4 separate regions of the Homo sapiens genome follow, and regions 2, 3 and 4 are each linked to region 1. The links are chromatin loops, found by intact Hi-C in ENCODE. Cell type or tissue: heart right ventricle. All regions are shown on one strand. Each heading gives the region's core, and the rest is flanking DNA. Links, peaks and the distances in the headings are about the cores only. Region 1 holds the start of GREB1L (GREB1 like retinoic acid receptor coactivator). Region 2 overlaps GREB1L (GREB1 like retinoic acid receptor coactivator). Region 3 overlaps GREB1L (GREB1 like retinoic acid receptor coactivator). Region 4 overlaps GREB1L (GREB1 like retinoic acid receptor coactivator).

Evidence for each region. A loop is a pair of places that touch in the nucleus more often than their neighbours do. Peaks named below come from ENCODE experiments on the same cell type or tissue, not always from the same donor. Only the 100,000 strongest peaks of a DNase experiment are listed, where the experiment ranks them.
Region 2: a loop joins it to region 1, with 9 times the contacts of the local background. A loop is called at or near these places in 37 of 110 quality-filtered maps.
Region 3: a loop joins it to region 1, with 4 times the contacts of the local background. A loop is called at or near these places in 9 of 110 quality-filtered maps.
Region 4: it touches region 1 in a loop (3-fold over the local background); 10 of 110 quality-filtered maps call a loop at or near these places.

The regions. Positions count from the first base shown.
Region 1 is chr18:21,238,492-21,246,015 of GRCh38, reverse strand. GREB1L (GREB1 like retinoic acid receptor coactivator) reads right to left here and starts at 3,784. Exons shown (of 33, transcript NM_001142966.3): 1 at 3,623-3,784. GREB1L-DT (GREB1L divergent transcript) reads left to right here and starts at 3,288. Exons shown (of 3, transcript NR_183513.1): 1 at 3,288-3,406; 2 at 4,681-4,739; 3 at 5,009-5,341. In heart right ventricle, for the core only: a CTCF peak has its summit at 3,783; DNase peaks (open chromatin) are centred at 3,468, 3,725 and 4,336; H3K4me3 peaks cover 2,426 bases; H3K27ac peaks cover 2,050 bases; H3K27me3 peaks cover 1,588 bases.
Region 2 is chr18:21,441,350-21,448,873 of GRCh38, reverse strand. GREB1L (GREB1 like retinoic acid receptor coactivator) reads right to left here. Exons shown (of 33, transcript NM_001142966.3): 10 at 7,337-7,474; 11 at 4,465-4,650. All of the region lies in intron 1 of GREB1L-AS1 (GREB1L antisense RNA 1), which reads left to right. Among named protein-coding and RNA genes, the nearest start is that of GREB1L-AS1, 5.9 kb to the left of the region's middle. In heart right ventricle, for the core only: a CTCF peak has its summit at 4,227 (motif pointing right); no DNase peak of the experiment used is centred there.
Region 3 is chr18:21,326,113-21,333,636 of GRCh38, reverse strand. All of the region lies in intron 1 of GREB1L (GREB1 like retinoic acid receptor coactivator), which reads right to left. Among named protein-coding and RNA genes, the nearest start is that of GREB1L-DT, 87 kb to the right of the region's middle. In heart right ventricle, for the core only: no CTCF peak of the experiment used is centred there; a DNase peak (open chromatin) is centred at 3,267; H3K27ac peaks cover 1,642 bases.
Region 4 is chr18:21,306,112-21,313,635 of GRCh38, reverse strand. All of the region lies in intron 1 of GREB1L (GREB1 like retinoic acid receptor coactivator), which reads right to left. Among named protein-coding and RNA genes, the nearest start is that of GREB1L-DT, 67 kb to the right of the region's middle. In heart right ventricle, for the core only: no CTCF peak of the experiment used is centred there; a DNase peak (open chromatin) is centred at 4,211.

The DNA.
Region 1 (7,524 bases), core at 2,304-4,803:
GCATGGTGGCTCACGCCTGTAATCCCAGCACTTTGGGAGGCTGAGGCGGGCAGATCACGAGGTCGAGATCGATGAGATCGAGACCATCCTGCAACACAGTGAAACCCCATCTCTACTAAAAATACAAAAAATTAGCCAGGCGTGGTGGCAGGCGCCTGTAGTCACAGCTGCTAGGGAGGCTGAGGCAGGAGAATGGCGTGAACCCGGAAGGCGGAGCTTGCAGTGAGTGGAGATCGCACCACTGCACTCCAGCCTGGGTGGCAAAGCAAGACTTCGTCTCAAACAAAACAAAACAAAACAAAACAAAACAAAACAAAAAAAGAATAGGCATTACATTTTTTATGCTGCAAAATCAAAAACAGGAAGGCTTAAGTTAATAATGAACATCCATTGCATAAACTTTTATAAAATTATTGTAAATAATGGGAAGTAAGCTATAGAAAAAATGTTTATAAAAAACAGGGTGAAAATTATCTGCAATATAAAACATTTGTAAAAATATTCATTCATATGGCAAGATTGGGAAGGGAGCTGGAAAAAATAAAAACCATTACCATTTTGAAGAATTTCACTACTGGTATTGAATTTTCTTTTGTTTCTGTCAGCTTCATTAATCAATCAATATTACTCTAAGTACCCTTACAAATATATTCTTCTAGTTCTTATTCTTAGGATCCCAAACAATTCCTACAGCGAATTTATAATTTATATTAGACTTATTCAAAATAATTACATATGTTTCATCAGCGGTGCTTTTAGAAAGCTTTAGCTTTCAGTATGAGATCTCTATCTTAACATCAACACTTTTTGCAATCATCGCTTACAGTGTACCTTTGAAATCCCTTAATTTAGACCATACGCAGTCACTAAAATCAGCTAATTTTTACTTTCACAACCTTACAATCACTCCTTAACTCCTGTCCCCATCATTAGCCCAAAGGCTGCAGGTACTTTACAAATTAGAAGTTTCCTAATAAGAACATACTCCCTAGGTGAATATTTATCAAGTAACTAAAATATCTTAGCTATAAGGGATGTTCATAATCTAAACACTTCAGAGAAGTATAAATTAAATTATGTCAAGTCTCTTTCAAGTAGGTAAAGTTAATTTCCACTTTACCAAAAAGAAGAGTTTGGTAAGAGTAATTTTCCTAAAAATGACACTGTGGGCTGCGAGGAGAATTCACTCTCCTTAGCCACACAAGGTGACATGAGAGGCCCTCAGCCCGGTGTTTGGCCTCTATCAGCAACATAAACACACATTCTGTGGGTAAGGAGAGTAGCTGTTCTCCAATGACATCAAACTCGTAAGAGCAGGGATATAGTTTAAACATCTCTAACCTCCTCTTCATGAATCCACCATTCAGGAATGTTTTTTGTCGCCCCACTGTCTAACATCCACAGTCCAATGGTTATCTTTAGCCAGTTTTAGGACAACTATTTTAATCGTAGAACTCTGGAGTTCGAAGGACCCTTAAAAATCACATAGTTCAATTCCTTTATCTAACTGAGTGGGAAACAAAGTTTTCCAAAAAAAAGTTACGTCGTGTGGCGGGTTTGTGGCAAATCCAGGCCTAGAATTAAGAGATGCAACCAAACATCTGAAACTCGGCCTTCGTATTTATCCTTTACCACTAACATCTTTATATTATGTCATGTCAATGGGAGTATACACACGCCCTTTCAGTGTTTTCAGATACACACTGCGGTAGACAAAGTAAACTACTACAGTTCTCATTCTCTACTTCATAAAGAATTCCAAAATGGAGGAAAAATTCAATAAAGATTGCAAAAACCAGTGTAGGGAAACTGGTGTGTGTGCAGGAGGAGATATTAGTTTAATAGTTTTGCTTTCCACTGCATACTGTTCTAAGATTTTTAGCCCTCTAACTGATCTTCAAGGTAATAATTGTCCACATTTGGCTAAATAATCTCATGTCATCATGAGTGGGTATCAAGTTAATGGTCATCACCACGAATATATAGTTCAGTCTTATATTCAATCCCTTTCATCATCTATAATGTAATTCCATTTTAATAGACTTACGGAAAGATATACAAAAAATATACAACAGTGGCTGCCTCTGAGAAGGATGAAGGCTTGTATGGAGGAGAGGAAAGAGGGCTTAATTTACACTGTATACTCTTCACTGTTGTTTGAAATGTTTACCCTACTTATATATTCATTCATTAAACATTTTCCTCTTGAAATACATACCTATATGCATGTAACTGTATTACTAAATATTTCAACAATTTAATTTTTTCTCTTTTAAATAATTTTTCAGTATCATTCACAAAACCTCCTAGAAAATTTCAGCAAAGAGAAGAAACAACACAGTCACAACACTCAAAGCAGAGTTCCAGGATTTAAAGTCTAAGAACATATATAGATGAATGAGAGGTTTTATTAAGGGGGACTGAGTTCAAAAACCTTTTGTGGGAAAGCTCTTCCCTGTATTTAAACGGCTAGGTTTAAAAATGTGATTTAAGCAGGGATTCCCGCCTCGAGGCGGGGGGAGGCGGAAAAAAACACCTTACGGTGTGAAAAGCAGAAATTAAAATGTGGTTTCTATCCTCTCAGCCGGGGCCAGAGGAGTGGGTGGGGAGGATAAGGACCTTGGAACCGTCACGTTCACCGGAGAAAGGGGCAAGACTGAGGAGTTTCTCCAGGACCCGCAGCCTCGGTTAGAGGCAGCGGCAGTTCCGGGCAAACGAGTCGCGTTCGGGGACGTTCCTTGGACTCATGTAACTGAGAAACCCCACGCACTGAATCTCCACATGGAGTTTCCTCTTAATGGAGCTGGGAAGAGGGACGGCGGGAATGGATTTCCTTTAACGAGTCTCCCTCACCCTCCCCGGCCAGGGCGCACCTCACTCGCTGTCTGCTTGTGTCAGGGTCAGCTGTCAACACAACTCTTTGTGTCTCATTCGGAATAAGAGTGGTCCTCAGCCATGCACAGAAAAATGGACATGCTGGCCGGAAGACACGCGCGCCCGCTCGTGACGAAGTGACATTTGGTGTTGAGGAAAAAAACCCACAGACGCCGAGCGAGCGCCCAGCCACCTCTGGACGTTCTCAACTTTCCCAGGCTGAACTCCATCCATCCTCTCCCCGCCACCTCCGCGGCGCCCTACCTGTCGCCCGCCCGCCTGCCCGGCACCCCCTCACTGCCCCTGGGCTCGGGGAGACGAACCAGGTGCCCCCTCGCCGCCTCCGCCGGGGGACCCCGCGCTACTCGGCGCGCCGCAGCTCCCTCGTCCCACCCCCGGGCCGTCTCGCTCCCGCCACAAAGGCAGCGAGTAGAGCCCGGTGACAGGCCTTCGGCCTCTGGGCGCGGACAGCACGGCCGGGTCCCTTCGGTGGGCGACGCGAGGCGGCAGGGAAGGCAGGCACGGCTCCCAGGTTGGCACTGGCGCTCCCTCGCCACCCGCACGCGCTCCGCTCACACCCCCGCTGAGCTTCCCATCCCTCCGGAAAAGTCCGCTGCGGCGCTTCCCCGCGCGGCCAGGGCGTCCAGCCCGCCAAAGGGCAGCTCCTGCCGGTCACAGGCGAGCTCCCGCGCCCGGTTCGCGACCTCTCACCTCCTGCCCGCGCCCCGGAGTCCCCGCGGCCGCTCACCTGGCCCTAGCGGGGCGCGAGGGCAGAGGACCAGGGGGTGGCCCTCGGCTCGGCCGGGCTGGTCTCCCCACCCCCAGTGCCGTTCCCTGCGCCGCGCTGCGCTCCGCTGCTCCGGCCGCCCGACTCCGAGGTGCTAGCGCCGCCGGCGGCTGGCGTCTCTCTGGCAGGCGCGCGGTCCGCGCGCTCAGTTCCCCGGGGCGGAGCGAGGCGGCGGCCGCCGCAGCCGGAGGCGGATTCCTCAGGTGCTGCCCCTCCCGCCCGCCCTGGCCTCCGCAGCGGGGACCCCCGCGCCCCCTCCCCCCGCCCCGCCTCGCGCCTTCCCGCTGCCTCGGCGTCCGCGAGTGGCTTTTGGGGGTCCCTCGCCCTCTGTGAGGGTGGTGGGCGCGCATTTCTCCCCTACCCCCCTCCAACGACGCCCCCCGCCCAGCCTGTGGAGCCCTCGATGCGCGGTCCTCACGCCTCCATTCCCAAACCCCGCCGCACAGACGAACGCGCAGCCCCGCGGGGGTGTACAGGGGGTCGTGCGGGGGGGGGGTCTTCTGTGAGGGAGGGCTGCACCCCAGTGTGCTGACGCGCGAAGCCAGGAGGAAAAATTATTTCCCCTGGAGCCCGCGTTCATTCAGCCTGCTCTCGCCTCTGCGCAATTGCTTTCTCTGTTCACTGGACGGCGGCTGAAGAGCCCCAAGCGTGAACTCGGCCTGGGCAGTGGTGGCTCGGAAACCCTTGGCCTTTTGCATGAAGGGGGTAGGGTGGGGGCAGGGCGCGGACAAAACCAAACAAACCCGGGAGCTCCGGGCCCAAGCCGACTTTTGCACCTCCCGGAGGAGCACGCCCTCCGGCCCCGGGCCCCGGCTCGTCGGTAGCCTCCCGGGACCACGGGGACGGCTCCACCCCAGGGCAGCCGCGTCCAGCTGGCCCTGGGCCTTGACGGGTGCTGCGGGGAAAAGGTTCTTGAGAGATGCTGCGGCCCGGTAGAGAGATTTAGCTCCACTTTTCACAGCTGGAGGCTTTTGTTATTAGAGATGCGGCTCCATTTTTAAAACTAATTGTTGCCACAGATAGGCGACTACATCTCTGGAAGCAGCAGCTCCATGCTGGATGTGGTGGAAGAATCGAGGTAAGGAAAGGCTGATGTATTTTGAGTGCCTTTAGTGCAGTACAGCCCGGGGGAGCTCCCCGTGTGCGTGGGAGTGGGGAGGCAGCCGCGGCGCCCAGGCCCGGGTGGGTTGGAATCATTGTCAAGTGATAGGTACCATTTAAAGACATTGTCAATTAAACTAGTTCTCATACGATGTCCCAGTACTTTTGTTTGCTTGTCTTGCATTTTTCTTTTTTGCCATATCCGAAATACATTTTTTTCTTTCCTGTCACTTTTGATCCATGCAGAGGGAATGGACTGGAAGTTTGGAATCACCGGAAAATAACAAGGCATAGCTAAGCTGTGACTAGCAAGATAAACGATTTGTTCGAGGTTTGATTGTCCTTTCCCTCCTCCACTCGGAAGACATAGTTGTCTTTTTTTAAATCATGTTTTGTACCGAAATATTTTTATTTTATAATTGAATCCCTGTTGTTGGGCCTTTAAAAACCCATAGAAACATTGTTATGTGCCACGAAGGTGGGAAACACGGCTTTCTCAGTCATTGCTGTACTCCCACAATTCTGGGTCATGCACACAATACAGGTTTAGTAAATAAAATCCGTATGTTTTTGGCCCCACGCGGTGGCTCATGTCTGTAGTCCCAGCGCTTTTAGCCTGGGTGACAGAGACCCTGACTCAAGAGTGTGTGTGTGTGTGTGTGTGTGTGTGTGTGTGCGCGCGCGCGCGCGGGCGGGCTTTAAAATAACTACAACAGAAAGGTGCAGATGATTAGCAATAGCTAAAAGAATCCAAAGTCACTTAGTAAACTCATCATGAGAACTGGCCATACACGTGGAAAAGACAGTGCTGTAGAAACTGAAATTTTAAGTTCACCTGGTGAATATAAACTAAGCTCATAGAAGTTAAAGCAGGTGAGAATCTTTTGAAAAACTCAACCCATCACAAGGTCTGTAGAGTGTGTGGGGGTTGGGCAGAAGCAAAACACCTTCCAATTTAAAGATAAGGACACTGAACAAGGAGCCGCTTTAAAGTAAAACCACCAGTGCAGTTTTCTCTCTTAGTGCAAGGACCATTTGTTGAGTGCCAGGTACACTAGACCCTAGAAATGTGAAAGCAAATCTGGCAGTCACTCAAGGACCATAGTCTAATATTACAGGACTCTGGTATTCATTCTTCATCCATTCAACAGATATTGAGCACCTAATGTGAGTTAGACGGCACAATATATCAGTAGTAGTGGTGATTTGTCAGTAAACAAGGCAAGTCCCTAACAAGGGTAAAAGTGAGAGTAATCTATATATCCTGGTAGATTGAAAAGAGTTCAATGCCATCTTCATTAGATAACAAACTCCCAGCCGGGTACAGTGTCTCACGCCTGTAATCCCAGCCCTTTGGAGGCCAAGGCAGGTGGAACACTTGAGGTCAGGAGTTCGAGACCAGCCTGACCAACATGGTGAAACCCCATCTCTACTAAAAATGCAAAATTAGCTAGGTGTTGGTGGCACACACCTGTATTCTCAGCTACTTGGGAGGCTGAGGCAGGAGAATCGCTTGAATCCTGGAGGCGGAGGTTGGAGTGAGCCAAATTGCGCCATTGCACCCCCAGCCTGGGCAACAAGAACAAAATTCCGACTCAAAAAAAAAAAAAAAGATTTCACACTCCTGTGTCCTGAATTTGTGTTTCTGCCTTGTCTTCCCTTTGGGATTTCTATGTCCCTCAGCATGCCCAGTAGACCTCCATAATTATAAAAGATGATAGGGTTCAGAGTGAACATTCTGAAAAAAGGTCCCATAGTTTTGAATCCTGACTCCAGCCTGGTGACAGAGTGAGACTATGTCTCAAAAAGAAAAAAAAAAAAAGAAGATGCATTAGTGCCTGAAACACTTTTTTTTTTTTTTTTTTTTTTTTTTTTTTTTTTGAGACAGAGTTTTGCTCTTGTTGCCCAGGCTGGAGTGTAGTGGCATGAACTCGGTTCACTGCAACCTCTGCCTCCCAGGTTCAAGCGATTCTCCTGCCTCAGCCTCCTGAGTAGCTGGGATTACAGGTGCCCGCCACCACGCCTGGCTAATTTTTTGTATTTTTAGTAGAGACGGGGTTTCGCCATGTTGGCAGGCTGGTTTCAAACTCCTGACCTCTGGTGATCTGCTCGCCTCAGCCTCCCAAAGTGCTGGGATTACAGGTATGAGCCACCATGCCCAGCCCGGAACACTATTAAATGTTGACTGTGATCATTGCCTGTGCATCCCTCCACTCTCTCCCATAACAGTGATTCCCAAGTGTTTCTACATAGATACGCTGCCTTAAAACCCTAAATTTAGTGAAAAATATGAGACTCACAACAGAGTTCATACATAAATGGCAGAATCCTTCTGGGTAGTTACTGTGACGATCCTTCACCTTGGCAGTGGAGGAAGTTCTATGATTACATCCTGGTTCTGCTCTCAAGGATGAACACCACTTTGCATTTATTTCTGTGGCCCTTGGCTCCACACTCTGGAATATTCTTCCTTGTTCATTATTCTCCATGACCATATCTGAAGTGCAACTAGGAAGTAAGCCCTCCAGAGACTTCACAGTTTTCACAGCGCATTTCCTGCTGGTATAAGTTTGGAGTCCTGAGGGCTCATTCATACTTAAGGATTTTGTTTTGTTTTTGGTTTTGTTTGTTTGTTTTTCCTTTTTGTGGACAACGAGGTCTTGCTATGTTGCCCAGGCAGGTCTCAAACTTCTGGGCTCAAGCCATCCTCCAGTCTCTGCCTCCCTAAGTGCTGGGATTATAGGCATAAGCCACGACTCCTG
Region 2 (7,524 bases), core at 3,116-5,615, 200 kb before region 1:
CCAGTTGGAGCAAAACTTATACTGCTGACCTGTGGCCCCTGGAATCAGGGGGATTTTCTTCCTTATTCTCTTTAGAAACTCAACCAGCCTTTAGAACAAAATAAGCAAGTCAATGTTTGGTATCCAAATGACACAAATGAACTAAGATTTCAACATTTAGTTTAAATTGAAAGCAGTGAGAATACAGTCACTCCCTCTATTCAATCATTTCTTTTGCTGTGTGAACCCAATATTTGAAACTCAGGCTCCCATAAACCAGCTCAGACACCTCAGTGTCTGTGATCTGAGACCAAGCAACAGCCCCAGAACCCATGGCTAAAAGCCCCTTATGGAAGAACAAAGGGGTGATGGGCTGGACTTCTGCATGAGAAGGAGGCACCACAAATGAGTCAGACCCATTCCTTCCTCTAATAGGGATCTAAGTGGTTTCTCTGGCCCTTCCCATCTTTTCTGGGAAAGTAAGAAAATGAGGTGTTTAGTAATGCTCTTCAGATATGGAAAATTAAATAAAATCTTATACATTATAAAAACAACAATTTTAATTGGAGAAAACAGTTTTTCCAGGATTGGGTGGAGGCCAGGGAGAGGTAGGAGAGTAGAATTCTCATAAACAGATTTTTCTCCTCTATACATGGAAACAGGGCAAGAAAATGGTAATGTATACATTATGTCTGTGTTTCTTCTATGCTGCTGCTGCTGCTTTTTTTTTTTTTTGAGACAGTTTCCCTTTGTCATCCAGGCTGGAGTGCAGTGGCGCGATCTCGGCTCACTGCAACCTCCACCTCCTGGCCTCAAGCAATTCTCCTGTCTCAGCCTCCGGAGTATCTGGGATTACAGGCATGCCCAACATGCCTGGCTAATTTTTGTATTTTTGATAGAGATGGGGTTTCACCATGTTGGCCAGACTGCTCTCAAACTCCTGACCTCAAGTATCCACCCTATTCAGCCTCCCAAAGTGTTGGGATTACAGGTGTGAGCCACCGTGCCTGGCCTCTACTGTCCTCAAAAAACTTGCTGGGAATGTGGAGGGATGCTCTTTAAAAAAAAATCACCTAGGAGCCACCAAGATGTCTGATCTTCATTCAGCTTTATCAAATTGGCATCATGGTTAATTGTCACTAGGTAAACACTTTTCAGTGAGCTCAAAGTGGATAGAAGGTGGTCATTTATTTAACGCTTTCTTCCACCAGAACATGACAGCTGAAAAGCAGGTGGCCCTGGCTGTCTCCAATTCCCTACCGTCTTTCATTAACAACCTGAAAGCTCAGGGGCCTGGTTAGTAGTCCATAAGACTCACTCCAGGACTAAGTAACATATTCTATCAGGAGGCATAATTAATTGAAAGCACAAAGGCATTCTGGGAAAATAAAATTACTAAACATGTTCACAACATCCTTTGTTGCCTTAAAGCTCGCTTTTATACAGTTTTGACTGATGTACAATTAGGAATCAAGAAGTGGAGGAAAAGGTATTAAGTTTAAATGAGGTAAGAGACTTCTTAGAGTAAAATGCCTTGTTTCCAAAAATCAACTATCACTTTTTCATCCTCAGCCTTTTAAAAAAATTTTTTTTTTAAATTTTTTTAATTAGAGACAGGGTCTCTGTCTGTCTGCCAGGCTGGAGTACAGTGGCACAATCATAGCTCACTGCAGTTCTGAACTTCTGGGCTCAAGTGATCCTTCTGCCTCAGCCTCCCAAGGTGCTGAGATTACAAGCGTGAGCCACCACACCCAGTACCTCATCCTCAGCCTTTACAATTACATTGCAGGTGTCTTTTCTCCACTTTCGCAAGCTTGATAACAATAATCTTTTCCTTCAAGTGCTGATCTCCAATAACTTAGGTTAGCTGAGGTATCAGTTTTAATGACTTTTCAGAAAGAACTACCTTAATAGGAAAAGTCAAGGTTTAAATAGACTCAGAGCCTTACAAGAATCTCTGGATTTGCTGATTTCATTATCTACTTCAAAGATTTTCTGACTGTGAAATGACTGAGATTTTTTAAAAGTGACTGTAGTGAAGAGGTATGGTTCCTTCTGAAGAATCTTGCTTTTCTTCTTCTCTGATACCTCTAAGTAACTGAGCCGCTGAAGTATTAAAAATCCTTTTAGAAGTTTAGATTTATTTTTTTAAATGTCTATAATCTATGCCATATGTGAAACTATTCTTGCTTGCCTTCTTGAAACCTCCAGAGGCAAGAAATAAAGAAATAAATAAATAATAAATAAATAAAGGACTCCAGAACAGTTGTTGAGGGATAGAGATGTCTCAATGTACAAAGCTTAGGTTTTAAAAGAGAAATAGCTATTCATGTATATCGAGAGGCCTAACTGATTGACTGCAAGTCAAATTCAGGAAAGAACTGATCCTGCAGGTCAGAGAAGAATCTGTGTAATTAAATTGAAATTGTTTCTTTTTTTCTTTTCTTTTCTTTTTCTTTACAAAAGATAAGAGCATTTAGTACTTTAAGAAAAGATATCTTATTTTGACCACTTGGTTCATTTAATTAAATTAGACTCCGATTTTAAAAATTGCTATTAAGATTGAAAAGGAGGCCGGGCGTGGTGACTCATGCCTGTAATCCCAACTTTGGGAGCCCAAGGCAGGTGGATCACCTGAGATCAGGAGTTTGAGACCAGCCTGGCCAACATGGTGAAACCCTGTCTCTACTAAAAATACAAAAATTAGCAGGGTGTGGTGGTTCACGCCTGTAGTCCCAGCTACTCGGGAGGCTGAGACATGAGAATTGCTTGAACATGGGAGGTGGTGGTTGCAGTGAGTCGAGATCGCACCACTGCACTCCAGCCTGGGAAACAGAGTGAGACTCGGTCTCAAAACAAACAAACAAATAATCAAACAAACAAACAAACTGAAAAAGAGTGCTATAGTGATTTTCTTGGTTGGCTATATCATCACTTTATGAAGCCTGGTTTTACTAATTCTGGGTGCATTTAGAAGTTGGCTTTAGATCTTAGAACACAGTCTATAATCTAATTTCAGTATGTAGCAATTAAAATTATGTCATCAAATGAGCTGTGGACCCAGATGAGCTTTATAATTGTATTACCTTTCAATAAGCATCATTAGTAAGTCCTAGGTTTATCATGAAATTGGTGCCTTGTAAATTTCAAAAGGCCATGTCGAAGCAGAGGCCAAGTCAAGGCAGCCTCTCAGGGCACAGAGTTCTAGTCAAGATTGCTAGCTAATGCACCAAACACTGAATATGCCCTAATAAAGCTTTTTTCTTTCTTTTAAAGTTATTTAGTCCAGTGTTTTTATTATCTCCTAACACTGAAGTATTTTCTAAAATTAAAAAATTTCACAAGAGTGCATACTAATATTTTTATGTGTAATTTTACATCTCAAATATTTTTTTCTTTTCTTTTCTTTTCTTTTTTTTTGAGATGGAGTTTCACTCTTGTTGCCCAAGCTGGAGTGCAATGACGTGATCTGGGCTCACTGCAACCTCCGCCTCCCGGGTTCAAGCAATTCTTTTGCCTCAGCCTCCTGAGTAGCTGGGATTACAGGCATGCGCCACCACGCCCAGCTAATTTTGTATTTTTAGTAGAGATGGGGTTTCTCCATGTTGGTCAGGCTGGTCTCGAACTCCCCACCTCAGGTGATCCGCCCACCTTGGCCTCCCAAAGTGTTGGGATCACGGGCGTGAGCCACCGTGCCCGGCCACATCTCAAATATTTTTCTAAGTAAATCAGTGGCTTGAAGTGATAGAGTGAGTGTATAATTAGATGGCCTACTGCCATTTGCAAAATAAAGGACATTTCGATGTAAATGCTGCTAAGCCACTCTAGTATTGTCAGGGCACCTGCATACACCCACTTTGGGGCTTCGGAGAATATATCAGATAGAGGAAGTGAAGGGTTCATGACCTACATATCCCCCTTACCCTATAGCTTAAAGACCTTCCAGGGAGGTCCACAGTTATGACCTCAATGATGGAAAGCACGATGGGACTCCATCAAAGGGGTGTAGCTGGAGAAGAAAAAAAATGGGTGTAGGGCCAGTGGATAAACAAGATAAAAAGGCTAAGTGGAAAACTGGAAAATAATTGTTTAAGACAATGGCTGTGTTTGCACTCCAGATGGTAGGTGCACTTTCAGAAAGGTGGCCTGGCCAAGCTCCCCAGAGAAGGGGTGCTCAAGGCACAACCCTTTAAGGTTCTGCCTACCTTAACTACTTTGGAGACCTTTGCAGCATCATGAGACTGGACACTAGGTGGTGCAATTCATCTCCTCTAGGACCCAAAGAAGAGGAAAGGAAAGGAGTAGAAAAGAAATGAAGGAGAGGAAAGGGAAAAGTTACAGAGAATGGGGTTGAAGGGAAAGAACATTAGAAGCGAAAGAGGGAAAATAAGAGATAGGAGGATAAATGTGAGAAAGAAAGAAAAAGTACATCACAAAAAATCCTCAAAAGTAGTCACCAGCAAATGATTATGGAAAATGACTTACCCAGCCGCACAAGATACTGTATCGTCAGAAGAATCATGTTTTCCACGCTCAGAAATTGGCTGCCGGTCAACCCTAATTTTTCCAAATCTTTGTTTTCCAACTGTGGAATCTTGTAGCAATTCACCAGCAGAGGACTCACAACAATGTCACCAACATTTCCATAGAAATAGGGTAAAGTGCCATAGCCTGTCCCAATAGAAGCAGGTCAGTACAGTTCAACATTTCTTTTTATGGTCCAACCAGGTACACTTGCTCAACGACGATCAAAGCTGCTTAACAAAATTCCCTGCCCTCTGAGATAGCTACCAAACAAATCACTCAAACATATCAATCCCAGGGAATTCACTTGGATGCTCCAAATTCTATCCTTATATTAAGTTAAATGAACAGGAAAGAAAATACAGTTGGCCCTCTATGTCTGTGGGTTCCACGTTCAATCAACCGTGGACTGAAATAGTCAGAAGAAAAAATTCCACAAAGTTCCAAGAAGTGAAACTTGAATTTGCTGTGGGCTGAGTAGTACACTGAATTCATGTGAATGACGTGATGTGTAGGCACTGTATTAAGTATTACAAGCAATGGAGAGGTGGTTTAATGTATATGGGAGGATGTGCATAGGTTATATGCAAATACTGTGCCATTTTATATGAGGGACTTGAGGATATTCGATTTGATATGGGACGGGGCCTGGAATCAATCCCCCAGGGATACTAAGGGACAACTGTACTCATATTATCTCTGTTTCTCATGGAAGGAACATGTTAATATTTTGCTGGAAGACTGATGAGTTTGCAAAACATGTCTGTATCCTCTGTAAAACTGCAATGATAAAATATTTCTGATAAAGTCCCTGATCAAGTTTATTTTCAGATAAGAAATCAGAAAACAAACAAATGACAATATGGCTGGGCAAGGTGGCTCACGCCTATAATCCCCGCACTTTGGGAGGCCCAGGCGGGTGGATCACCTGAGGTCGGGAGTTTGAGACCAGCCTGGCCAACATTTTCACCTTTAGTAGAGGCGAAACCCAGCCTCTACTAAAAGTACAAAAATTAGCCAGGCATGGTGGCATGCAACTACATGGGAGGCTGAGGCAGGAGAATCGCTTGAACCCAGGAGGCAGAGGTTGCAGTGAGCCGAGATCGCGCCACTGCACTCCCGCCTGAGCCACAGAGAGAGACTCCGTCTCAAAAACAAAAAACACTGGCCAGGTGGGGTGCAGCTCACGCCTATAATCCCAGCACTTTGGGAGGCTGAGGCAGGCAGATTGCTTGAGGTCAGGAGTTGAGACCAGCCTGGCCAACATGATGAAACCCCATCTCTACTAAAAATACAAAACTAGGCTGAGCGTGGTGGTGCACGCTCGTAATCTCAGCTACTCAGGAGGCAGAAGAATCACTTGAACCCAGGAGGCGGAGCTTGCAGTGAGCAGAGATTGTGCCACTGCACTCCAGCCTGAGTGACAGAGCAAGACTCTGTCTCAAAAAACAATGACAAAAAACAAAAACAGAAACAAATGACAATACATGTTTCACTTCCTGAGATTTCCTTTCCTTTCCCCTTTCCTTTCCTTTCTGACACTATCCACCTGGAGATATTCCTGAGATTTTCTTTAAAAAAAAAAAAAAAAAGTAAGCTAAATTCATTGATTAATAGCAAGATTCTTCTAGTTTCAGGTGCTTGGAGATCCCTGTTCCTTTGTTATCTTAGCTATTTTTGTGAGGTTGTCTTCCTAAATGTCAGTAAACAGTCTCAAATTGTTTTGAAATAGATAGGATAAAATATGTCCAAAATATGCTCTGTTTTGGTGGTTGATGGAGAGGATAGTCCCTCTGTGAGACTTTCTAAAAGGCAGGCACCAAAGGACCAAAGGGTCCCACGTTCTATGCATCTTTCCAAAGCTTAGTGGCACTATGTTAATGTTCAAAAAGAGCTTCCTAATCTATACAGCATTTAAGCAACTGGGATCCCCTCAGTACCTACAGATCTAGGATTAGCAGATAAAGCAACCAGGTAAAGGACATGACTCCAAGCAAAACCATCCAATTAGGCAGGCTCAGGCCAACCCAAAAAGCAAATAACACTGCATGTAAACACACCCTAAAGATGTGGGGAACTTAAACACCCTATCTATTTTGTCCTTAAGGTAGAGCAAGCAGTCTCCTTCTGGCCTAGGCCAGCCCTAAACCAAGGAGTCTCCTGAAATGGGTATGAAAAGCACTAAGTTAGTCCTGGAATGTAGGGACCCCTAAATGTCTATACCTCCACTTGTAGACCACCTGGAAGGACTCAGCCTCCTCAAAGATGCTAAGGTTCAGACCTGCAACTGTAGGGCCTCTTGGTTCTCTTGAGTAGGGTCTTTCAGCTGGCTTGGCTTGTTTCATTTCTTTGTGGTTTGGCTCCCTTTGACTGGAATGTCTCCTCCCTGACCTTGTCCACTTTGACCAACCTTCAGGACCCAGCTTAACCAACACCTCTGGGAAGTCTTCTCAGATCCCTCCAGGCAGAGGTAAGCCCTCTCTCAGAGCTCTGAGTTCTGGTTGCTCCTGGTTGTGAACCTCTAAGGAGCTCACATGTCACAGTGTGCTATAATGGTATCGCCCATGTGTTGTAATGCTTATTTACCAACGCTGGTGGCTCATGCGAGGTGAGACTCCCCCACTAAACAGTGCTCCTTGAGGGCAAAAAGACTTTGCCTTATCCTCAGCTCCTAATCACATGTTTAATATAGCATGAAAGAGCTGACCAATAAAAGCTGACAGAATCAACAGATGGATGAATATCTTCATGAATACATGAAAAAACACAATGAAATGGAAAAACACTCCTAGATTCCAGCAGACACAGGCAACTTGGAATTCCATTACCTTACCTATCAGAATTACTGGTCTAACTCCTGAGTTACTCAGCAGGTTTTCAGGAACAATTACAGTTTCCCCTGCAGGAATGGGCCTGGGTTGTAAAATTCCAGTTAGTGGGGTCTGTGGAACTGGGGCAGATAAAAGGGGCTCTGGAAAAAAAAAAGTTTGACAAGAAAGATGGCGTGAAAACTAAATGAAA
Region 3 (7,524 bases), core at 1,887-4,386, 88 kb before region 1:
ATGGCATGATTTCGGCTCACCACAACCTCCACCTCCTGGGTTCAAGCGATTCTCCTGCCTTAGCCTCCCAAGTAGCTGGGATTACAGGCACCTGCCACCACACCCAGCTAATTTTTGTATTTTTAGTAGAGACAGGGTTTCACCATGTTGGCCAGGCTGGTCTCAAACTCCCAACCTCAGGTGATCCGTCTGCCTTGGCCTCCCAAAGTGCTGAGATTACAGGCATGAGCCACCATGCCCGGCCTTAGAAATCTATTCTTAAGGCTCTGATATAAAACTATTACCCTGATGATATAATCACAGAGTAACTAAGATAATACATTATACATAACATAAATATTGTATCACTATCACTATACAATTAATAGTTAATAAATGAACCCAGTTATAATAAATGAACCCAGTGCATGCGAGTGTGTATATGTGCATGTATAGTAATACATCCTTCCAGGCACCAGACTTCTGGGAAACCTCTACTACCTAGCCTAGAACCAGTTAGATACCCAGAAATAAGAGAGACCGTATGTGCGCGCGCGCGCGCGCGTGTGTGTGTATTAACATAGGGTCTCTGTCACCCAGGCTGAAGTGCAGTGGTGTAATCATGGCTCACTGCAGTCAGCCTCAACCTCCTGGGCTTAAGTGATCCTCCTACTTCAGCCACCTAAGCAGGTGGGACTACAGGTATATGTCATCACACCCAGCTAATTATCTAACTTTTTGTAGAGACAGGGTCTCACTATGTTGCCCAGGCTGGTCTCGAACTCCTGGGCTCAAGTGATTCTACCATCTCAGCCTTCCAAAGTGCTGGGATTACAGGTGTTGAGCCACTTCACCTGGCCAAAAATAAATTTTTACAGTGGTAGGCCAGGTGTGGTGGCTCACGCCTGTAATCTCAACACTTTGGGAGGGTGAGGCAGGTAGATCACTTGAGGTCAGGAGTTCAAGATCAGCCTGGGCAACATGGTGAAAACCCACCTCTACTAAAAATATAAAAATTAGCTGGGCATGGTGATAGGCACCTGTAATCTCAGCTACTTGAGAGGCTGAGACTGGAGAATCGCTTAAACCCAGGAAGTGGAGATGGCAGTGAGCCAAGATTGTGCTACTGCACTATAGCCTGGGCAACAGAGCCAGACTCCATCTCAAAAGAAAAAAAAATTTTTTTTTTTTTAGAGTGGAATAAGAAAATAAACGGAACTGGTTTGTTTTGTAGGTACAGGCTTACCCTCAGGTATAAAGCAAAATAGCCATTTACCAGCAACATGATAAATACATTCTAGGGAGAAGAGATAACATAACTTACCTGAAAGAAAGAGACTCCATTTGTATAAAAAGTGACAGTAGAAATAAAAATGCGGCTGCTCAGGCCACTTAGCATAGAGGCAAATAACCCTACACCATGCTTCAACAGTCCCTGAGGATGACAATGTATTTCAATGTAGTACAACAGCAGATCTTCATATTTATGACCCTGGGTCAGTTAATGTGCATTATTTAAAAGCCAGAGTATTAACTAATGAATTTTAGGAAGATTTTTCATTGAAATCTTTTTTGTTGTTGTTGTTTAAGTTTTGAAGTTTCAGTTATCTGGAAAATAAAGTTACTTGGAACAACTTTACTATTCTTATGTTCCATGAAATATATTGAGTCTCTAACTTTCAAAGGTTTTTCAGAATACCAATTTGTTTTGTTCAGAGTGACTGTGAAGAATGTAAATACCTTAAATATTATCACTATTTACAACTAAATTAAATCATACAATTAAGTGAATTTTTTAAAGATACCTTTTCAGATTATAGAATTCATTGCCTTGTTAAAAACTGTGTTTATTAATCTTCTGTACAATTTTTGGTTGTACTGCCCGTATCTCCTCTGCCATATCACTACAAGAAACTGTTCCTGGTTTGTAATAAGTTATCACCTACATTATTATGTCATTGTTAAAGCTGATATACAAACTCAGGTATTAAGGTTTCTGAAGATCTGCATGAGGAACAGGAGGAGGAATTTCTTGAAACAGAAATTCCAGATTCATTCATTACTCCTTGAATGTCATGGATGTAATCCAGGGGTCTCCAAGAATTCTTAGAAGACAACAGAATAAGAAGATTTTAGAGCAGCTGAAATCTTTAACTCTCTTTCTTTGAAAATCTTCTGTCACAAGTCAGAAGGATAATGTCTCTTTTTACCCAATGAGAAAGCTGTTCTCACACGAGCATAATTAATCTTCTGACACCATGACAAAGAAATTCCTTAAAGGGATTTCTCCGATTTCCTCTCAAGACAGAAGATTGTCTTTATCCATCATCTGTTCTTCCTGATCCCTTCTTTTTGAATATCCACATCAGCAGAATTGTCCATCAGAGGAGACAGCAGGAGGGAAATCTCTGCATGATTGATAGGGCCCCAATGCTCTGCATGCCTATTTAAGTGCAAGCATCTATTGTTGCAAACTTACTTTACAGCAGTTAAACAAATATAATAGTCACCAATTCAACCATTGTGTAGCTCAGACTTGACTAAAACTAGTAAGTGAAGTTTGCTAATGACAAGGCACTGATTTTGAAGCCAGAAAAAAACTCCGCAGATGAAATAGCCTGATGTTGATTTATAAAAAAGAAATTCTCAAAACTATGGAACAGTATATGTATATTAGAAAGTGTTATAACCTATACTGTATGCAGATGGACATTTCCATTAAAGAGCAAGAAAAAGCCAATACTTATATAATGTTGTGATTTTTAAAAATTCTAACAGTCACTCAGTGCTTTTTACCTCCATTAATGCTATCTAGGTCGGGAGGAAGTGGGGAGTTGGGATGGCATATGTTATCATCCAAAAAAAAATTAGGTATGTCAAGGAAGCAAGTTTGCTTCTGACACTCCCTTAAAATTTTTTTTTTCAGACTCATTCTAGTAAAGTTTTTTCAAAGAGAGACTTAGGTATGTCTGTGTGTTCTTACCCCCCTCAGTGGAAGAAAACCAAAGGCCATTTGAGACTTCCTGTGAGTACTTGCCACTTCCATGGGTGGGACTAATGAGTCAGAGCAGTATAGGTCAGTTTCAAGTGGAGGAGCAAAACATGCAGGGCAAAGGTCCAATCCACAGAAAATGCAAGCTGGGCTCTACATTCAAAGCAATCAACACGAAATGGAAACGGATCTAGAGATTTCTAAGTGGTGGTAAGAGCGCACCCAGTATCAACAGCAGAGGTTACAGCATGCTCTGTGTTCTTTACAGATGCTGCCAAGAGAGGCCACTTAAGGCCAGACACTAGGACACACTGACACCATGCATTCTGTCTGTACCACAGTGACCTTGAATACTCAGTTCTGGACGCACCCTGTGAAAATATTTGTTTATCCTTCCCAATTTCCAAATAATGAGGCCAGCCCTCACGAGCCAGGGCTGCAGCTCGTTGGTGCTGCCCTTGGCATGGTTAGGACAGACTGCCACTGCCTGGCCCTACTCTGGGGCTTCTTCTCCAGCTGACCTGCCTGCCCAGCCAACAGAGCAATTGACAGCTGACCCATAGCCAGGACCCACATGTTCTATAAGAACTGGCTTAATTATGGTTTTTCTTCAGTTACAAAGTTAAATGCAGGATTGATGACCCCTTTGAAGACCTAGGGAAAAAGTTATATCCAAGATAAAGACCCCCCCCCCCCAAAAAAAAAACCATTGTGGGTAAAGAGGAGTGCCAAGAAATTGGAATGTAGGATATACTCCAGAATTTGAATACAGAGAATCTGGAAATCAAGAAAGAGTGAGTTGGTAGTGAAAGTAACACAGGAGAGGGGGCTAGATGGGAAATGCATGCAGCAGCCCAGAGGGAACTCTAAAGTGTTCCCTCAGCAGCAGAGGACCAGAAATTAACAGGATTGTGAGGGTTGTTTTGGGGAAGGGGGACCAATCCTCATTGTTTTTGTTTACCTATTTTGCATCATAAGGCATCTCGTCAAGGAGACCAATAAACATTTACTAATGGTTAGAATGAAACTTGAGCAATAGGCTACTAATGCTGCTCAAAGCCAGGTGCGTAAGACCCAGGAAAAGGTCTGGAAAGTCTTCCTTGGACACTCTGGGTGGAAAAGCAATCAAGTCCTTGAGATTAAGTCCAAGTTCAAAAGGAGTATCTTTTTGCCCACAATTATCCTTGGAGTTAAATCATTCATGAGAAAAAAAAATACCAGTGCTCACAAAAAAACTCAAGGAAAAGCAAACATTTCATTATTTTGCCCTTCAGAGATCTTTGTAAGACAAGGGTCAATTGTAATATGGTCCATTACAATTTTTTTTTTTTTTTTTTTTTTTAGACAGAGTCTCACTCTGTCGCCCAGGCTGGAGTGCAGTGGCCTGATCTCTAATCACTGCAACCTCCACCTCCCAGGCTTAAGCCATTCTCGTGCCTCAGCCTCCCAACTGGTTGGGATTACAGGGACACACCACTATGCCTGGCTAATTTTCGTATTTTCAGTAGAGATGGGGGTGGCACCATATTGGCCAGGCTGGTCTCAAACTCCCAGCCTCAAGCAATCTGCCTGCCTTGGTCGCTCAAAGGGCTGGGATTACAAGGTGTGAGCCACTGTGCCTGGCCTCCATTACAATATTTTAAGTCTAATTGTGCTTACAGCAGTGACTCTGGATTAAGACATATGCTGACTGGATCCCAGCTCCCCCACATTTCAAGGGTGTGTGTGACTCAGTCTCTCTTTGCTTCAGTTAACTCATCTGTAAAGTGGGGATAATAATAATGGTGACTACCATTCACAAGGTGGTTTTAACAATTAAATACAAATCCTGACATTTGGCAAACAGTACATAATAACTGATTACTATCATTTCCTGTTTTCCCCTTTCCCCCTGATTCATACAACCCCCTAAGTGGACACACCCAGTTCTATGTCTGGGAGTTCATCTTGAGACACATACACACACATGCACACATATTCACATATGCACGTACACACACACACATGCACGTATCAGATGCATCAGCCTTCAGTGCTAAGAAAGGAGCAGGTCCAACAGATTAAGCCAAATAGACCCCCCTGAGCAAGTGAGAGAATAGAATGAAGAAGTTAGGCAGAACAAGCAAAGAAGATCAGGGCAGGCCAGGGTGACATGAGGGCTGGACACAATTTCTCAGGACTCCATTTGAACTACTGCAGACTTTCTGTGCCTAATTCTGCTTCATGCAGCTCAGCTGGACCACTGGTCAGTTTCCTGGTTGTCTTGGCACTATTTTCAGGTTGGGGTCTTACTGGGATACACAAAGCATATCCTGTACTTGCTTTTATTTCACTCGATTCAATGCATTGGGACAGATGCTGAGGATACACACATGAACAAGACTACACTATCCAGAAGTTCACAGCTCAGACAATTCCATCCAGTGTGATTAGGGCTCTCATAGAGGAGCACACACAGTGCTTAAACATCCTGGGGAACGGGGGGGGGCAATGGCACTGAATCAGGACTTCAAAGATGACCAGGAGTTCATGACAGAGAAAGGTTGAAGCTGAAGACATTCTTCATAAAGAAACAGGCAGAAGTAGGTGTAGCTTTATGTGGGTCCTGAAGTTAGGCTAGAGAGTGGAGCTAGGTTAAGAAAGGCTGGGGTTGGCCGGGCGCTGTGGCTCACGCCTGTAATCCCAGCACTTTGGGAGGCTGAGGCGGGCGGATCACGAGGTCAGGAGATCAAGACCATTCTGGCCAACATGGTGAAACCCCGTCTCTATTAAAAATACAAAAAAAATTAACCGGGCATGGTGGTAGGCACCTGTAGTCCCAGCTACTCGGGAGGCTGAGGCAGGAGAATGGCGTGAACCCGGGAGGCAGAGCTTGCAGTGAGCCGAGATCGCAGCCACTGCACTCCAGCCTGGGTAACAGAGTGAGACTCCGTGCCCCCCACCTCCCCACCCCACCAAAAAAAAGAAAAAAAAAGAAAGGTTGGGGCCTTCTTCTTTCTTCCTTTTTTTTTTTTTAACAGATAAAAGGGAGTCCTTGAAGACTGTACTCAAAAGAATGGTGTGATCAAATGTGCTTTTCAAAAAGATAATTCACAGGAGATAATTCAAAAAGATAATTCAAAGATAAAAATGGAAGAGTGGGAACAGGAAGAGGAACAGTCCAAAAGCAGGGAGCCCAGTAGGGAGATGACTACAATGGTCTAGATGAGAGATGAGGAGGGACTGGCAAGGAGAGTGGAGCTGAGATGTCGTTTATTTAAGGCTTACGTAGGATGCTGAGTCGACAGGGTTTAGTGACCCAACAGGTCTGGGACATGAGGAAGGGAGGGAAGCCTAGGATAACTGGGAAGTTTCTAGTTTGAGGACTTCAGCAAATGTCATCCCATTAATTTGGATGGGAGTGTTGCCCTTTGTATGTGTGTGAGTTGAATTTGCATCATGACATGCCTGAGGGCCTTTCTGTTTACCTTGTGTTACTAACACCTGGACTCCCCAGGAGGGAATTCAAGAACAGATTGGAACCTTAGGAAAATAACATTTTAAAATTTGTTTGTAGTAAGCTATCCTTTTACTTCTTTTCCGAAGGAATCCTATGACACACACTATTGATTGTAATTTTTAAGTTGCCCCAGAAATTCAAGGTTTCATGATTTATTTCATAAACTCAATGTCTCAATGGATTTTGTGGCTAGACCAATCTTTAAGCCTGATACAGCCAGGTGAAAAAAAACAACAACAAAAAAAGAAGAGCAGACATCTACCAAAAGGCTTCATGTGCCAAATGGGAAATGAGAGCAAGTTTAGGGAAAAAGGAGGAGGGAACAACAGGCTGGTTAATACTTCTATTTAACAGCTCGGGAAGTTTCTAAATGGGAAGAACTTGTTTAACGATGAGTTTAATAGAGATCCAGGTCAAAGAGAACTTTTCAGAAGGCAGTAGCAGTCTTATTCTCATGTTATTGTTTTACATGTATCTATTATATCAGATTAAAAATGATTTGTATTAACAATGAACTAAAGTGTTACAAATGTAAACAAAATTAACATGATGCTTTAGTGAAAAGCAACTTGGTTTATTCACTAAAAGACATGATCATCCAACAGGTTCACTTTTATAAAAAGAATATAAAATTACTGCTGAGAGTCGGGGAGGACTGTAGACAGGATGCCTGGAGCCCCAGCGACCGGCTATCGGTGTCTGTAGGAATGTTGGGGATCTAAAGACAGAAAAAGCCTGGGTCCCTGACACCATCTTGGACCTAGATTGCCTCCCTTGGGACTTCCTAAAAGAGAGAAATAAATTCTATTTTATTTAATCTACTATTTCTTAGCTCTTTGTTACTTATTGCCAAACCTAATCCTAACAAAATCAACTCCTTTTAACATTTTTTTCTATATGAACTTTTTTTTTGTTTTTGCATGTGTGTGTGTAATTTCTCGCAAAAACGTGGGTATCATATTATACACACTGTTCTTTTTTCCATGTATCAATTTATGATATTTTCATATGCTAAAAACAACTATGAACAAATCTTTGAAGACTGTTTGAATCC
Region 4 (7,524 bases), core at 3,067-5,566, 67 kb before region 1:
ATGTCTTGAAATGCTCTGTTGTTTTAAGTCACTGCTGGTATGGCTGTCCTACATCATGGGGTGAAAGAGAAGATTCTGCATCTGTGGACTTGCACTCCTCCTTTGCCCCTCATTAGCTGGGCAACCTTGTCTACATTTCTTTACCTCTCAGAGCCTCATCTTCTGCAAAATGCTGACAATACCAGTGACCTTGCCAGGTTGTCTTAAGGATTAAATGAGGTAACAGGAGTTAGCTCATAACAATAATTGGCTTTTAGTAAGTACTCAATAAAATATTGCTTGCTATTGTCTTCATATTGTATAATACATGTTAAAGCACCCAAAATGGACTTTTCAGAGTTGGTGAAGTAGACATAGTTGCCTACATGATTTTGTATGGCGATTACCTTCCTGGCTCTTATTTTTCTTTCTTAGTCACCAAAATTCTACTACCAGCAATATTAAATAAAAATATTTAATATTTTTTAATATTTTAAAAAATATTAAAATCTTCTCTGTTAGCTTCTGCACAGCAAAAGAAACTAACAGAGTAAACAGACAACCTACAGAACGGGAGACCATTTTTGCAAACTATGCATCTGACAAAGGTCTAATATCCAGCATCTATAAGTAACTTTAACAATTAAAAAGTGGGCAAATGACATGAACAGACACTTTTGAAAAGAAGACATACATGCAGCCAACAAGCATGTGAAAAAAATCTCAGTATCACTGATCATTAGAAAAATGCAAATCAAAACCACAATGAGATATGATCTCACACCAGTCAGAATGGTTATTACTGGACCGGGTGCAGTGGCTCACACCTGTAATCCCAGAATTTTGGGAGGCCAAGGTGGGCGGATCACAAACTCAAGAGATCAAGACCATCCTCGCCAACATGGTGAAACCCCATCTCTATTGAAAATACAAAAATTAGTTGGGCATGGTGGCATGCGCCTGTAGTCACAGCTACTCGGGAGGCTGAGGCAGGAGAATCACTTGAACCCGGGAGGCGGAGGTTGCAGTGAGCCGAGATCATGCCACTGCACTCCAGCCTGGCGACAGGGCGAGACTTTGTCTCAAAAAATAAATAAATAAATAAATAAATAAATAAATAAAATAAAGAATAAAAAAAGAATGGTTATTACTAAAAGGCAAAAATAACAGATGCTAGTGAGGTTGCAGAAAAAATAAAATGCCTTTGCACTGTTGGTGTGAGTGTGAATTACTTCGACCACTGTGGAAAAGCAGTGTGGCGATTCCTGAAACAGCTAAAAACAGAACTGCCATTTGACCCAGCAATTTCATTACTGGGAATATACCCAAAGGAATATAAATCATTCTATCATAGAGACACATGCACGTGAATGTTCACTGAAGCACTATTCACAATAGCAAAGACATGGACTCAACCTAAATGCCCATCAATGGTAGAACTGGATAAAGAAAATGTGTTAAACATACACCATGGAATACCATGCAGCCATGAAAAAGCATGAGATCATGTCCTTTGCAGGGACATGGATGGAGCTGGAGGCCATCATCCTTAGCAGAGTAATGCAGTAAACCAAATACCACGTGTTCTAACTTATAAGTGGGAGCTAAATGATGAGAACTCATGGACACAAAGAGGGAAACAACAGACACTGGGGCCTACTTGCGGGTGGAAGGTGGGAGGGGGATGGGATCAGGAAAAATATCTATTGGGTACTAGGCTTAGTACCTGGGCGATGAAATAATCCGTACAACAAACCCCCGTGACATGAGTTTACCTATATAACATACCTGCACATGTACCCTTGAACCTAAAATAAAAGTTAAAAAAAAACCTCTCTGCCATTGAGAGTGGCCAGAAAAAATGTATACATTTCCACATGCTTGTCATCTCAGCATGCTATAATTAATTGAGATTTTTGCCATTACTTTTAATGGCAAAACCTAATATAGCCAGGTTATATTCGATTGCACCAACCCAATATAACCAAGCTGTTTCTGGAAATTAGGTGGTATCCTGCAGCGCATAGTATCTTTAGAATAATGTTTCCATATTGAGCAGCACATGTACCTGGAGGGAAAGATACATTGAGTAGGCAGATGGACGGGTGCCGCTTAGGGCAAAATTTAACATTTTTCAGAGGATTATCTTCAACGACTCATTTGTGGAAATATGTTCATTTGCAAAGAGGAACACCCATCTGCTAAAGGAGTGGTCACTCCTGCCTGGTGATGCCAATCCAAAACCATTGGAATAACTTGTTCTGACCAACTTAGAATAAACCTCTATACCCCTATTAACTATTTATATTGTCTGACTCTGTTACAAAAACACCACTGTCAGAATATCTCCAAATTTTATGTGTAATTTGCTTTGAGGCATTTATCACCCCACTGTCAAAGACATTACAGTTTTGTTTATTTTACTCTTGTGAGAGAAGTCAAAATAACTAATGCTTGCATTGATAACTGGCTCTTTCAAAGTGTCTTGATTCAAGTGTAACTTCGGCTTAGTCCTTGCCTGGAAAATCAACTATTGTCCTCTGTCCCTCACCAAGTGTTAAAGTAGTTTATCTCAACTTCCTCACCCTCCATCACTCCTGTCACTCCTTGTAAACATTACTTCTACAATCACCATTTTATAGATATTGTTTTCTCAAAGTTTGGTGATATAGGCCCTCTACTCACCAAACCCAAAGGCCTTACATTCAAAGACTTCATCCTCTACAATAATGGGTCTCCAAGGAGGTGTGCGTTGTGCAAGACAGCACTTGAGGTGCAGGAAGAAAAAATGTTTAACTCTTATTCATGTTTCTAATTTCAAACTTAAAATTTTTTTCTATTTTTTTAACAACGTATTTAACATAACAGTATAGCAGAGAGAATGATTACTAATGATGGAAATGTCAAACTCTTAGTAATAGAATATGAAATCAATAAAATTTTGCAGCCTACTTTTCGGTTTAGCAGTAGTTCTCAAAGTATGATATAGGGACCTGTGGGGGTATCTGAGATCCTTTCAGGGTGTCGGTAAAGTCAAAACTGTTTTAATCATAACATTAAGATGGAATTTATCTTTTTCACTCATTCTCTCATGAGTATACAGAAGAGTTTTCCAGAGGCTACATGACATGTTACATTGAATGCAGAAGCAGATATGAGAACCCAGTTGTTTTCTAGTAAGTCAGACATGAAAAGGACTTGCAAAAAATATAAAACAATTATATCTTTGTCATTACATTTCTTCTTTTAGAAAATAGGTATTTTTCATGTAAAAAAATGCAGCAGCCTTGAGCTTTTGGGCTCAAGTGATTCTCCTGTCTCTGCCTCCCAAAGTGCTGGGATTACAGCACTTGATGAGTCTCATGGCTTCTTGAAGATACACTTACCTTGCAGCTTCCTCTAAACTCCTTCATCGGTCCTCTCTTCTCTCAGTTACCAACCTTTTCTGCCCAACATTTGTAAACCAAGGTATTTAGACAGGATACATGGTCTAGATTTGCACTGTCTAGTATGGTTGCCTCTAGCTAGAGTGCAGCTGTTTAAATAAAAGTTAAATTAAAAATTCAGTTTCTCAGTTGCCCTAGCCACATTTCCAGTGCTCAACTGCTACCTATAGTAATGACTACTGTATAGAACATTTTTATCATCACAGAAAGTTCTACTGGACAGGTTAAGGTCTAGATTAGGGTTTCTCAACCTTAGAACTATTGAGATTTGGGGCTAGATAAGTCTTCACAGTGTGTGTGGGGAGGGGATGGGGGGCTGTTTTGTGCATTGCAGGATGTTTTTAGCAGTATCCCTGTCCTCTCCCCACTAATTCCAGTAGCACTCCCTCAGTGTGACAACCAAAAATGTCTCCAGACATTGCTAGACCGTGATTTGGATGAAACCATACAGCTATGGGTTATGTTTTGCTCACCCACAGAGAAGGGGCAAGATGAATTGAGAGAGAAAATGGGAGAAATATATTTAGGGCAGGTTACAGGGGACAAAGTAAGGGAAAAAGGCCAGAGGGTAAAAGGCTGATTATGACTTTTACTTTTTTATAACAGGTCCTAGTCATTTCGTAAGGTGCAGTAGTAGATTTTCTTCTGGCTACCCCCATGGCCCTTAGATCACTCAAACAGCATCGTGCAGTGCCCCAGTTGTAGTGTAGCATTCTGGCTGTAGTACAGAGTGATGATGTCTCTTGTTCAGAATACGACATGCAGGGCTGCCAAAACACTCTCACATAATGATGCTAAAGATGACCGTGAGGCCTTCCCAACTGGGCAGGGGCACTCACACGGACAGAATAGGGAGTGTCAGATCTTTTTTAACATGCCTGATACTGTGTCTTCTGACTGAACAGCTCTTCTGGGTTAGCAGGCATTGACAGCCATGTAGGGAAAAGTCTACAGCCTAAGGTTCTGGTGGATACAACTCAACTATACAAAGCAGGTTTTCCTAAAATGTGGCCAACAGCCTTAAGAGTTGCCCTATAGTGAAGAAACTTTTTAAAGACAATGTCCCAGTCTATTTAACTACAGGCTCCTTCTTCTGAAGTATATCCACTGAGTATGTTTTACCCAATGCCAACATAAAGAAAAGACTTGTGCTTAACTGAAATCTTCCATCTGCCCAGAAGGGCTTCCTTGATACTCTACAAGATTCCCACCCAAAGAGACGAAGGCACAAAAGAGGTCCTGTTATGAACTCAGGAAATGGTCACGCTTGAGAATCACAGAGGTCACCATATAGAAGTAGGAGGTGGAGGCTAGAATAGAACAGGACAGGCCCAGGCATCAGGCACAACTAAACAAGCTGATGATTTCTGCTTATCAAGCTCCCAAGACAGGAGATTTACTGAGGACTAATGAGTGTCAATAGCACCATGAGCTGTAGGGACACAGAAATCAGGCTGACATCTCTCTCCTCAGTCCAGGGCCACAAAGCACTGACAAAGGTTCAGGAAGTGGGCATCAGAGAGGTTTACAAAACTGGTGGTATGACCCAAGAAAACAAAATAAATCACGGAGTGAGAGTGAGAGACACCGGCAGGCTGAAGCAAGGCACTGTGTGGTACCAATATTCTAAAGATGAATTAGGGCAAAGCCCATCCCTCCACGTTCTCCCAATCAGCTCCCTATGGACCAATGACGATGATGACGACGGTGATAGTGGCGATGATACTCTCAGCTATTGTTTAGTTTTGGCAAATGTGTGAGGCTGCGATGGAAGGACTTCATCTCTGTCTGGTCCAGGACTGTGAATTACAATTATCTGAACACCTAGAATGTTCTGTAAATACACAGTTAAAATAAAAATTTATAATGGCAGGGACCAAATAGTGTTCAGCTTTGTATCTGCCTGAGATGCATACTCCATGTCTGGTTTACAGTAGCTATTTCATAAACGTTGACTGAATACTAAAGAAGGTAAAGGAGAAGCTGTCTATCTCACATGACAGACCAGAAGGCAGTGACTCTTCTATTTTGTGCCTACTCCACAGACTGTATTAAGGTGATATGTATATAGTAGGTACTTAGTCAAAAATAGTTGATAGTGTCAAAATTCCAAGAAACAGTAAGTCATTTGTATCAGATGGGATCCAAACAGGAAACAGATGGCACATCCAAATTAGCATAACTTGTAGAAATTTATCTGAAAGCAACTATTTGCAAAGATATGCACATGGTATCGGGGTACTAAAAGGGATACTGCTCTAATTTGGCAACAGTAACGGCAGAACTGTTACCACTCCTGGAGGAAAAGAGATGAGAAGGATTGATTACAGGAACCCCAAAGGAGAAAGTCTTATAGGGAAGAACCATGACCTTAGGTCGAGGGGCACGGGCAGCCCAAGGCAACCCCACAAGGAGGGAGCAGGAGAATAATGAGCCTGACCTCACTCCTCCCCCCCGCCCCCGAGTCTCCTGCTGGGGCTTTGCTACTGGCAGAAGTCAGAGGGCACAGGAGACCCTCACTGTGGTCCTCACAGACAGCCTCCCGGGTAGGGAGACTTAGGGTAGAGGAGGGTGAAAAGGTGACCAGAAGGGGTAAAAGGAAGATATCTTCAACACAGTAATCACCATCCCTGAACCAGTGATGTTTAGAAATTTTCAAGGTGCCAATTCACGATCAATCTATCCATAATCCAATGAGAAAGAATCACTTTTAAACTCTTATTCTGTATTGCTGATTAAAATCTCAGTGTTAGGACCACCTCTCTAATTTAAAAACAGGATATCATCCAGGACAAAAATCAGATCCCAATTAAGAAGAAAGTTATATTCAAATAACAGAGAAACAGTGAACCTTAATTCTACCAGGCCAAGTCGGTCAGCCCCAAATCCACCAGCTCTAGATTCCTGCATAGTTCCTACCAGGGGAACTGATCGAAGGATTAATGGTAACTGCTGCATGTAACTAAAGCTTTTATTGTGAGAGAATGTAGCAGAACTCAGATTTGGGTACTTGCCATTGGAACAGGGGAAGGAAAGGGGCTCAAAACTCCTAAAGGAAAAATTGCTACCGTGCAGTGGAACACAGAAGACAGTTGGGACTGGGAAATTTGTGAATGTCAGTGGGAAAAGTTCTTAACTTTGAAGTCTGCTACTTTTACTAAGAATGTAGAAAGGAAAACATTATCAATCACATGACAGAAAATAACACAATGGAATAATGGAAAGTAGAATCTAAGAAGATTCCTAGAGTGGTCTGAGAAATAAAAAAGATAAAACATATCACCATCTTTTAATTTTGGTGAGTCTGTGCCCTATAACCTACTGATATTTATCAGCAAAGAGCAGCAAGGGAAAGAAAAAGATCTTTCTGTTTTCTTCTCCCTTCTCCCTTAAGCATAGGCATATGCCCAATTTATTATGCTTCATTTGTAAAGATTTAGTCACAAAAGAAATAGTAAGTTGTCATTATCTACATGTTCATTAATTCCTGGAAAATCATTATATATTCAGAAGCTTTGCAGTTAAATGAACTGCTGTTTACCACACTGAGTCTGCAATTTGATGTTTTCTTTCTTAAGAGAGATGTATGCATGGCTACTGCCTGTTCAGTGCAAGCTGTTCTCATTGTAATGAGTACTTACCACGATTTCAGACTCTTATCTGCAAGGAGTACACTTCGTACTGTTGTTCAAGCACATAACACATCAAGTTGCAAAGAAAAGTATGCAGAACTGATAAATGATGACCAGTTTATATACACAGGCATTACAAGAGAAAAAGCTATGATTGCTAGTCTCTTTTCCTTGCCACAAATTGATTGAATAACCAGAAGAGAAGGTTCATTCCCTTGCCCATAGACCACTTAATTATCATGAAAAATTGGCAGGAATATCCTCCCTAAAATACAACCTATACTTACCTTTAGTGATTCAGCAGTTTATATGCCTCATGGGCCTCAATATTCTCATTCACTAATTCAACCATAAACATGTATTGAACACCTACTGTACATACCAGGCAATGTTACAAGCACTGGGGATACCTCAGTGAACAAGACAGACAAGGTCCCCACCCTCATGGTGCATAATTCTAGTGGGGA